2 separate regions of the Mus musculus genome follow, and region 2 is linked to region 1. Evidence: chromatin loops called from intact Hi-C (ENCODE). Cell type or tissue: heart. All regions are shown on one strand. Links, peaks and the distances in the headings refer to the core of each region. The heading gives the core; the rest is flanking DNA. Region 1 has its middle 10 kb from the start of Txnip. Region 2 holds the start of Nudt17 (nudix (nucleoside diphosphate linked moiety X)-type motif 17).

Evidence for each region. Hi-C counts contacts between places; a loop is a spot of excess contacts. Peaks named below come from ENCODE experiments on the same cell type or tissue, not always from the same donor. Only the 100,000 strongest peaks of a DNase experiment are listed, where the experiment ranks them.
Region 2: a loop joins it to region 1, with 6 times the contacts of the local background. A loop is called at or near these places in 20 of 42 quality-filtered maps.

Annotation. Positions count from the first base shown.
Region 1 is chr3:96,545,052-96,550,428 of GRCm38, forward strand. No RefSeq gene overlaps it. Among named protein-coding and RNA genes, the nearest start is that of Txnip, 10 kb to the right of the region's middle. In heart, for the core only: CTCF peaks have their summits at 706 (motif pointing right) and 2,503 (motif pointing right); no DNase peak of the experiment used is centred there; H3K4me3 peaks cover 324 bases; H3K27ac peaks cover 1,449 bases.
Region 2 is chr3:96,706,253-96,711,629 of GRCm38, forward strand. It overlaps Nudt17 (nudix (nucleoside diphosphate linked moiety X)-type motif 17), which reads right to left and starts at 2,308. Exons shown (of 8, transcript NM_030094.1): 1 at 2,076-2,308; 2 at 1,740-1,923; 3 at 1,532-1,557; 4 at 1,306-1,398; 5 at 950-1,048; 6 at 658-794; 7 at 116-276. The coding sequence starts at 2,267. The coding sequence ends at 117. It also overlaps a transcript of Polr3c not described here. In heart, for the core only: no CTCF peak of the experiment used is centred there; DNase peaks (open chromatin) are centred at 949, 1,909 and 2,179; H3K4me3 peaks cover 1,099 bases; H3K27ac peaks cover 672 bases.

The DNA of each region.
Region 1 (5,377 bases), core at 209-5,208:
AACTCATAAAGTTACACCCTGCTAATGTGTGCAACTTACTCTGAATCAAGTACACCTAAATAAAGTTGCCATTTAAAGGGGGTGGGGAAACCCCAGCACGGTGGCCCACACCTCTGATCACAAAACTCGGGAGGCAAAGGAAGTCAGAGCTCTGTGAGAACCAGGTCAGCCTGGTCTAGAGAGTGAGTTCAGGACAGCCTGGGCTACACAGAGAAATACCATCTCAAAACAAAACAAAAACAAGAAACAAGAAAAATGTTGGTCCACATTTTCCTCTTCCTTTGGTGAATGGGCTAGAAAAAAAAATGGGGCGTTCAAACAAACTTAGGAAAATCGCAAAATGGCAGGGAAAGAAAATAGAACAGTTATTTTATGTAGCTTTTCAAGACAGGGTTTCTCTGTGTAGCCTTGGCTGTCCTGGAGCTCACTCTCTAGACCAGGCTTACCTTGAGCTCAGCCCGCCTTTGCCTCCCAAGTGCTGGGTTAAAGGTGTGTCACCACTGCCTGGGTATGCTTGCTACTTTACTGTTATCACAAGATCCATTTTCATTCTCCAGAGTGGGTCATTCTCAAAATCATATCCAATAAAAGGGTCTACAGTTTTTTAAAGCAAAAACTGAGCATGCACACACACAGACACAAACACACACACAGACACACACGCACACCTGTGACCAGTAATTCTGACTTTCCACTTTTACAAATTGTCAGCAGGTGGCACTAATGACTAAAAAGTTACCCAAAGAAGACTGGCAACTCTGCTTTTCTTTTTTGTTTTCTTTCCTTCCTTCCTTCCTTCCTTCCTTCCTTCCTTCCTTCCTTCCTTCCTTCCTTCCTTCCTTCCTTCCTGACAGCTTTTGTGGCTCTTCTGGAATTCACTGTGTAGACCAGGCTGGCCTCAAACTCAGAGATCCACCAGCATCTATTTCCTAGGTGCTGGGATTAAAGGCGTGCACCGTCACCACCCAGTGAGAAAAAATCAACTTCTAAAAGAGTGTCTGAGCCTCCACTCCACCCCAGTGAAACAGACACTGCCGTGGCTCTTGGTCACACAGCAATACTGAAGACATCGTACATCCTGGTTGCACACCATGGAGACATCAATCTAGAACTGAGCAGCAAACTTCTAGCTTCCATGGTGCCAGGAGGCAGCAGGCAGGCCACTGTGGAAGAAATGACATCCAAGGTCTCATGCTGGACCCTGCATCTACAACACTGACCTTCTAAGTAAGATGCAGACTCTACTACAATAGCGTCGTGGCTATTTAGGGAGTAACAAACTGTTTTCTGGTTAGACTTGAGGCCTGCTCAGTCATTGGCTGAAACCATTGTTGAATTTTTGCTGCAGATGCTTAAAAACGCAGAGATCAATGCTCATCTTACAGGTTAGCTGTGGATTCTCAGTCACTGAACATATCCGGGTGACTCATGATCATATCAACCCATAAAGGAGATCCCCCTGACACTCAGAAGTAACCCTCATTGAAAAGGAACAAACTGTATGCCTTTAATCCCAGCACTTTGGAGGCAGAGGCAGTTGAATCTCTGTAAGTTCAAGGCTAGCCTGGTCTACAGAGTGAGTTTGAGGACAGCCAGGGATACACAGACAGCTTCCTGCCTCTGTCTGGGATTAAAAGCCTGTGCCACTATACAAGGTCCTAAGCTAATATGTTTTATTTCATACATACACATATATAGTTTTATTTTCTTCTTTTCTTTAGAAGACAGAACTAAAGTTCCAGGCTAGCCTGTGCCACATTGTGAGACCCTATCTAAAACAGACAAAACACATCAAATGAGATATATCAAGAAATGGACAGAGATACATTTCAGCCCATTCCTACAATGAGGCATTAACCTAATCTAGCATCAGCAAAGAAAAAATAAAAACAAAACAAAGCAAACAGATGTAGTGGTCAGTTCTTGTCAACTTGACACAATCCAGAGTCAAACGGGAAGGACAAACCTCAATTGAGAAAATGCCTCCATTGGATTGGTCTGTGTGCAAGTCAGCAGGACATCTTCTTGATTATAACTGACGTGGGCGATGCCAGCCCTGGGCACGTGGCCCTGAGTGGTATAAGAAAGCAGACTGAGCAAGCCATGGGGAGCAAGCCCTCAGCACTGTTTCTTCATGGCCTCTGCTTGAGTCTTCCCTCCAGCTTCCTGCCCTGCCCTCCCTCAGTGATGGACTATAAATGTAAGCTGAAAGAAACCCTTTCTTTCCCGAGTAGCTTTCGGTCAAGGTGCTTATCCCAGCAATAGAAAGCGCACCAGGACGCTGGATGAAAGCGCTGGGAGCTGAGAACCGTTCAGGAGAGGGGCCTGAGGAGGGCTGCTTTCTGAACGCACGTAACATAGAGTAATTTTTAAAAAGTTTTTATTTTTAACATTTTTATATTTATCTTGATGATTTAAAGAAGAGTTTTAAAATATTTTCTTTAAATTTTGTGGACGTCTTGACTGTGAGTTTTTGGATGTGAATGTAATTCCGCTGGGGGCCAGCAGAGGTCACTGGTTGGATGCGGGAACAACACAGTTGTCTATGCGAACACAACTCCTGTCTTCTGCCCGAGCAGCAATACTCTTAATCCCTGAACCGTCTCTCCAACTCCACGCAACGTAATTCTTAACTACATTGCATCTCATTTGGGAGTGAGACATTTCTACCTTGGCTTGAACACATAATCTCCATCTTCAGCCGTCCTCCCCAGTCCCCCCTCAGTCACCATCACATCTCCAGTCCTCCCCTGTTACCGCCAACCCTGTTTTAAAGACAGGTGCTTACACTGTCGCCACGGCTGGCCTAGAACTCACAGTTTCTCCTGCCTCTGCCTCTTGAGTGCTGGCATTAAAGTGTGCACCACTACACTGACCCTTGAAACTTGAGGCTTCAATCTCTTCACAGACCAAGGCAACACCTCCCTCCCTACTCTATCCATCCATGCATCGTAACAGGTTTCGTCCTCCATCTCAGGGAGAAAGGCTGTGTAATCACTGTTCTCAAAATCAGTGTCAGGAAACTAGCAGCAACGTGGAACAGGACAACGGCAGAGCTTTAGAAGCCAAGACTGCTCAGTTCCTGCCCATTCTCAGGACGAAGTATTTATCACCACCACATAGCAGTGAAACTACATGTTTCCTGAAATAAAACTCATGTATGGCCTCTTGTATGTACAGTCTGTCTGTGTGTGTGTGTGTGCGTGTGTGTGTGTGTGTGTGTATGCATGTGTATTAATGAGATGAGAGCAGAAGGGGGCCTATGTGGAAGAAGGAGAGGAGCCCAGACAAGGAACAGTAGTGGGTATACAACAAGATATGTGTCATATCTTGTTATACCAATGTCATCATGAAACCTATTGTTTGTGTGCCACTAAAAATAACAAGTAACAAAATAAATAAATAACTGGCCTAGTATGGTGGAGTGCACTTAAGTTCCTAATGATTAGCAGGCAGAAGAGTCAGGAGTTCAAGGCCAGCCTCTACTACGTGGCAAGTGAAGGTGAAGGTGAGCCTGTGGAGCAAGAGATCCTTTTTTTTTTTTTTCCTTAAACAAACAAGCAAAACCAAACAGCAGACAGGCAGACAGACAGACAGACAGACACACACACACACACACACACACATGATTTAATATTACAAAGTGTCTTTATCCACACATATCAAGGCTGTCTTGAGAACATTTTCTGTGATTAGTTCATAGAACCAGTGTCTTTAAGACCAAGGGTTTCATGCACCTGTCTTTAATATAGAGCATCTCCTACCTTGAAGCATTAACCTAAGTCATATGTACATATTTGTTTGTTTTTTGTTTTTCGAGACAGGGTTTCTCTGTAGTCTTGGCTGTCCTGGAACTCACTTTGTAGACCAGGCTGGCCTCGAACTCAGAAATCGGCTTACCTCTGCCTCCCAAGTGCTAGGATTAAAGGCGTGCGCCACCACAGCCCGACTTGTTTGTTTGTTTTAACCAAGGTCTTACACTGGAGCCTGGAGCCCGCTCTGAAACTTAGCTTAGGTTGGCTGCCAACAAGAGGTGATCCCCCTGCCTCCACCTCTGCTGGGACTCCATGTAAAGGCCACCATCACAGACTTATCAATTACACATGTAGTTGTTGGTTTTTTGAGACAGGGTCTCTCTATGTAGCCCTGGCTTTCCTGGAACTCAAACCTAAGAGAGATCCAACTGCCTCTGCTTTCTGAGTGCTGGGATTAAAGGTGTGCATCACTAGTTTCAGGAAATCCAATTCACACCATAGCCAGTCAATGTTTGGTTGTTTTGTTTGTTTGTTTGTTTGTTTATTACTTTTAGTAGCATACAAACAGTACGTTTCTTTAGGCACCAGTCATGTACATGGTACTTATGCATACGTGCAGCCAAAATACTTATACAACGAACACAATTCTTTATGTCTTTTTAAATTAAGTTCATCAGTCTCCGGTCTCTCTTCCCCTCACCCCACTCTCTGTGAGCTCTGGAGGCCCTGTGCTAAAATTAAATCATCTGAAACAGAAAGAGGCCATGGGGGGTGGGGGGGGCGGTATTTTCTCTTCATGAGGAAATCCACAGTCCTGCTTCTGTCACAGCCAAGTCTACAGACAATCAGAAGGGTGCACAGTGGGCTATGCCAGCAGTTCTCAACCTGTGGGTCCCAACCCACTTGAGTATTGAATGACCCCTTTATAGAGGCTGCCTAAGACTATCGAAAACACAGACATTTCCATTACAATTCATAACAATAGCAAAATTACAGCTATGAAGTAGCAACAAAAATAATTTTATGGTTGGGCGTCACCACAGCATGAGGAACTATATAAAGGGTCGCAGCATTAGGAGCGTTGAAAACCACTGCTATATTTTAAAAAAAAAAATGTGCCTTATATTTCTTATTGTAGTGGTTGGGAGGTGGAGGCAGGGGAATCACTACTTTTTCAAAGCCAACCTAAGTTACATTAGCTGATTAGGCTAGAATCTAGAAGCTAAAATAGTTCTGAAGTCCAGGCTGCCCTAGAACTCAGAGGATGCCCTTGAACTCTGACTCTTTGCCTCCCATCTCCCAAGTGCTAGGATGACAGGCATAGGCCAACAGGTCTACTCTGGTGCTGGAGATCGAAGCCAGGACTTCATTCATGGTAGGCAGTGCTCTACAAACTGAGATACTGCCTCTCCATTTGCGATCCTTCTTTTGAATTCCTGTTTTAAGACAAGGGTTCACTCTGTCCCAAACTGGCCTTGAACTTCTAGCAATTCTCCTGCCTCAGCCTCCCAGTACAGAAATTACACTTACTCTTTAAGATTTCTGAAGTCAGTCCTTCCAACCCGAGGGAATTGGGCCTCTGCGTGCAGGAATTTGTTCAACAAATGCTTTTTTGAATTAAA
Region 2 (5,377 bases), core at 205-5,204, 160 kb after region 1:
AGTGTGGGCATTCGCACAAGCATAGCCAAGAGCAGTTGCTTTCTCTTTGTTTCTTTGATGTCCCTAAAAACATCATCTGGTACCAAGACTATGCTACCCGCAAGTCGGTCCTTACCTCATCTGCCCAGATGTTGCAACCAGAGCTGGAGGGCAAACTTGGTTCCAGCGCCGATCCTCTCTTTGTCCTCCTCTGCTGTGGTTGGGGTTGTCCGCATGAGTGTGGGCATGGGCAGGACCAGAGGTTGGGTTCCTCCATCGTCCTTCAGTTCGGTTGCACTGGATTATAACAGTTTCTGTCTGGGTTGTGCCTTGTAGCTTACAACGAACTTTAGTATATTGAGCCGTTTAATCCTCCCAAGTATTGCAGAAGGCAAGTGAGTGTTAACCTCACTTGACAGAAAGGAAACACATTCAAGGAGGTTTAAGCGACTCTGTCCTATGGGAGAGTAAGGGCTTAAACCAAGGTCTTCAATGCTAGCTAGTAGTCGGAGCACAAACCCTTAACATTTAGTCTTTGATCTCAGATGGTCTTTTGATTTATCAGTAGACAAACTCATTCCCTAAATCTCTTTCACAACACGAAACTCTAAACTGCACCCTCCCACGCATGCTTATGTATGTATGTCATATGCTGATAGCTAAAGGAAAAGTTCTCACCAGACAGAGAGTGGTAGGTCCTGGGAGAAAAGTCCGGGTGTCCTTGTCCCATCCTCTGTGGCAACCACAGCTGCCGCTACATCTGGTCCCAGCCACATAAAAGCATTCACCTCATTTGGGTTTACTTGGATCCTGGCCTGGGGTCAGACATGTTGATTCTTCACTTAAGGGAGAGGCCACAGGTGGGGAGGAGGCAGGCGCAGGGCAGGGCAGCTTGGTGCTTGATTCCCTCCCCTTCTACTCACAGTCACAGCCAGGCCAGATGTCCCGTCTTCCCTACCGCCAAGCCTACCTGGAGCTGCTCCTGGGACTCCTGGGAGATCACGAGTACGTAGAGAATGAGGTGATGGTATTTGGGGAAGCCCCAGCTCAGCCTAGGAGGGTAGGCAGACTGAAGAAGAAAAAGATCAACAAGAGCAGACAAAGCCAATATAGCATATTGAGAAACCGACTATCTTTGAGACTTTGTTAAGAGGCTTTAGGAAGACAAAATGCTGGTCCAAAGCCAAAGCAGTGGGTGGTAGGTGACAGGTAAGGGGGACATGAGTGAGAGCTATGACTTGGGGACTCCAGTCCATCCACACTTTTTCCCAGTGCCCAAGGCAGGCAAGGATTATTCAATGGGCTTTGGGGGTCGTTCTGTCTCACCTCCCATAACCCCAGAAGGACACAAGAAAACTGGTTCTTGGGCAGCTGTAGTCCACACTCTTCCCAGAGCTCTCGAAATCCACACTCCAGTATCTGGAAGTCAAAGGGAGCCGGTCAGAGTATCCAAAGCTCAACCTACCAAGTCCTTTTCTTTGTCCCTCCCTCCCTCAGCCCACACCCAAGGTGACTCCACTCAGGTTTCTTGGTTGGGTCGGCAGGCCGGTACCTCCTCATCAGGTTCCATGTGCCCACCTGCAAGAGGAGTGGGCCCAATGTGAACGGTTGTTGTCTTCCACCAGGGACCCCATTCTCCAGTGGGCAGAGGAAGTCTGTTATGGACACAGACGTTGGGTCACCACTGTATGAAACTGCCCAATAACATTGTGGAGGGAAAGGGCACCTGTCTCCCATAGACCCTGTTCGTAGGTGCTCACCTGGAGGGACCCACAGATTGGGGGAAATGCGGAGAGTGCATGTCCTTCGGGTCAACAGTACAGTCTGGTCACTGGACTGAAGAATGACCGCCACACCCAGATCCACACCTCTATTTGTGAGCGGCTCTGTCTTGGAGACCTCAGGCTGCTGGTCCAGAGCCGCAAAAGGGCAGAAAAGAGGTCTCTGACAAGAGGGGTTTGGCCGGGCTAAGACTTCGGAAGCAGGATGGCACTTCCATAAATTAAGGGTGCCCACGGTGGGAGCTGGCCTGTCGCCACTCGCCCCGTCCCATCCCCAAACTGCCTTCACGTTCCCTGCTGGTTCCCTGTCCCAACCTGGATTGGAAGCCTCTCCGAAGCGCCGGGGAATGGATTGCTAGAGAGGACAAGCTGTCCTCGCTCCAAGCTGCAATGCGTGTGCCACGGCCCGGGTCTCTGCCCCGCACCCAGGAGTCCACACACGCTCTGTGTGAAGCTCACTGACTCCAGGCGCCCGGCGAGGCGCAACAGCAACCGTGCGGCAGCCATCGCGCAGCTCTGGTCACCGCGCAGCTCTGGCCACCGCTTGCCTGGCGCCCCCTGGTGGCCCAGCTCGCGGAGGCGTGCAGCTTCCGGCCGGCCCACGCCAGCCAGGCTTTCTAGTCCCGCTTGGAAATTTAGATAATTTTTGGGGACAATCCCTGGGTGTAATGTTCATAAAGCACAAATAAATCTTCCAGTTTCTCACTTCCTTTAGAGTTATTTCTGACTTCTCTGTTTGGTCAGTAATTTCCAGGCAGAATGATTTCTGGACTGGCGTGTTATTCCCCACCAGCCCAGGGCTGACTGACCTTCACTTAAGCCTCTGTTCACCTCTCAGCAGGGAACACCTCAAATTAATTATGCTCCCAAGTCATACACTAACAGGCTTGCTTATCTATCTATCTATCTATCTATCTATCTATCTATCTATCTATCTATCTATCTATCTATCTATCTATCTATCTATTTAGATAAAGCAGGGTCTCTTGTAACCCAGGCTAGCCTCAAACGTGTGTAGCCAAAACTGATCTTGGCTGGCCTTTTGACTAGCTGGCTTCCATGTCCCTCTGCATCACATGGCCGGTTTGTGCAGTTCTGAGGTTCAAACCCCCGGGCCTCATGCATCCATGCTTATTAAGTGATGGTGAGTAGCTTGAAGGCAGACACAACCTTTTACCTTTAAAATATCCAATCACATTTATTTATGTCAATGTGGGGGAAGGGCGGGCATGCACCAGCCATGGCAGGCTGTGGAGGTCAGAAAAGTTGGTTTCCTCTTTCCATAATGTGAGTCCAGGGGGGAACCTCAGGTTGTCGCTGTCTGATTGGAATCAAGGCCTACTCCATGAGCTGGAGTTTTCGCCCAGTGCTTCCTGGGATGGCCAAGAACCTGAGACCCAGTAAGCCATGGACCTAGTGGGGAAACCAAATACTACAATCTGCTAAAGGAACATGGCAATAAAATGACTACTAACAACATTCTGGTATATTCTTAGGTTTGTGTCCTATTCAGCCATCATCAGAGATGGGAACAAATACAGAGACCCACAACTAGGCAATGTGCAGAGAGTGAGAGACCTTGGAACACTCAGTCCTAAATGGGATTTCTGTATCAAACCCCTCCCCTAAGGGCTCAGAAAACTCTGTGGAAGAGGAGCTGGAGATCATAGAGCTGGAGAGGGTGGAGGACACCAAGCAAACAAGGCTGTCTGACACAGCAGGACTGGCACACATATGAACTCACAGATTATGGACGGCTACATGCACAGGACCTGTGCAGGTCTAAGCCAGATGACTCTGAGGAGTAGACACATGCCCCATCCTTAACCTGGAAGCTATCACAATTGATAACTGTGTGCAAGGGCAAAAACTTAGTTTTCTAATGGACTCTCACTGGTTTTCTTGCGGGGTGTGCAGTGCACATTTTAACCCTAGTATATGTGCACCAGAAGCTGGAAGACCGTTGCAAGTGTGAGGCCAGTCTGGTCTCTACAGTGAGTTCCAGGCTAGCTTAGCCATAGAGCAAGACCATGTCACAAAAACAAAACAAAACCCCAAACCAACAACAAAGAGTATTTTGCTTCCTTCCACAGCAGTCTTTGACATTGTGTACACCGTGTGCACATGTGTTAAATGTTACAACTCGGTGAACAAGACATAAGCAAGTGGGATTGTTGCTTAGGAAGAAGTGTGCGAGGCTGGGATGCTTCACGGCTTCCCTTGGGCATTTGAGCACTTGATTCCCAATTGCTGGCACTATGTGGGAGGACTAGGAAGTGTGGCCTCGCTGGAGGATGTCACTGGGGTAGGCTTCCGGCTCCTGCCACCATGCCTTCATTCCACAATCTTGAACTCTGATTCTCTGTGTGGAGAGCTTTTGGTGCCGCTTGGCAGGAATCTGATAATGGGCAGGACAGGGAGGTAAGCTCAGGCAGGAATCTGATTTTGGCTAGAACAAGAAGTAGGCTTCAGGCAAGAATATAATTTTGGGCTAGGACAGGGAAGTAGGCTCAGATGTCTTGATCACCCTGATGAGCCCTAGAAACAGTGACCAGGGGACTTTGTTTATGGCCTTGTTTTTTAACTCAGAATTGACCTTATTACTTACATGTAATTAAAATGCTACAAAAGCAGATTGGGAAAAAATAAACCTGCCTCAGCCTGAGAACTGGCTGGAGTCAAGCTACAGTGTTGTCTAATTGTCATTTTTCTCTTTAATTCTTGCTCCTGCCCTGAAGAACCTGTTGACTGAGCTAGCTTGGTCACTCTGGAACTGTAAGGCCAGATAAGGGTCTTCTCCAAGTTCTTTGGTCACGATATTTTATCATAAAGAAGAGTAAATCAGGGGTGTTTCAACATGGGGTTGGCTGACTTGTGTTTTGTTAAGACAAGTTCTCACTCTATTGCCTCCACTCGCCTGAAACTCATCAAGAGGCCCGAGATGGCCTTGACCTTGCAGTCATCCGTCATCCTTATTGGTGGGATCACAGGTGTCTTCATGCCCAGCTGTGGTGGACTTCTTTTTGTATGTGTGGTGTATATATGTGTTGTATAGGTGTGAGCATGTGTGTTCAGATCAGAAGTCAATATTTGGGCATCTTACCTTGATTGCTTCCTTACTATTTTTACATTTATGTGTATTTATGTGCCATGGTGTCCAGATAGAGGTTAGGAGACAAACTGTTAGTTTTTTCTCTTTTACCATATGGATTCTGGGCTGGGTCATCAGCCTTGGTGGTAAGCTCCTTTATCCACTGAGCCATCCATCTTGCTGGCCCTGCGCCTCATTTGTTGAGATAGGGTCTCACTGAACCAGAAGCTCATCAATTTGTTTCAGAGCTAGCCAATGAGTTTCAGAGATAGGACCATTTCCCAGGGTTAGGGTCCCCAGCACACACTCCTGAGCATCTGACCTCATGTTCTCATGCCTGAGCAGTATTGTACCCAGTAGCTCGTCTCCTTATCGTGCTGACCCCTAGCTGACTTCTTGCTAAGAACAGATACATATAATTTATGATTGTTCTCATTTATTTAGGGTTCCTCATACTGTGAGGACTTGATGAGAGGAGAATACACTCTTTCAGGTCTATCATGAGCCTCTGGGAAAGTCAGGAATA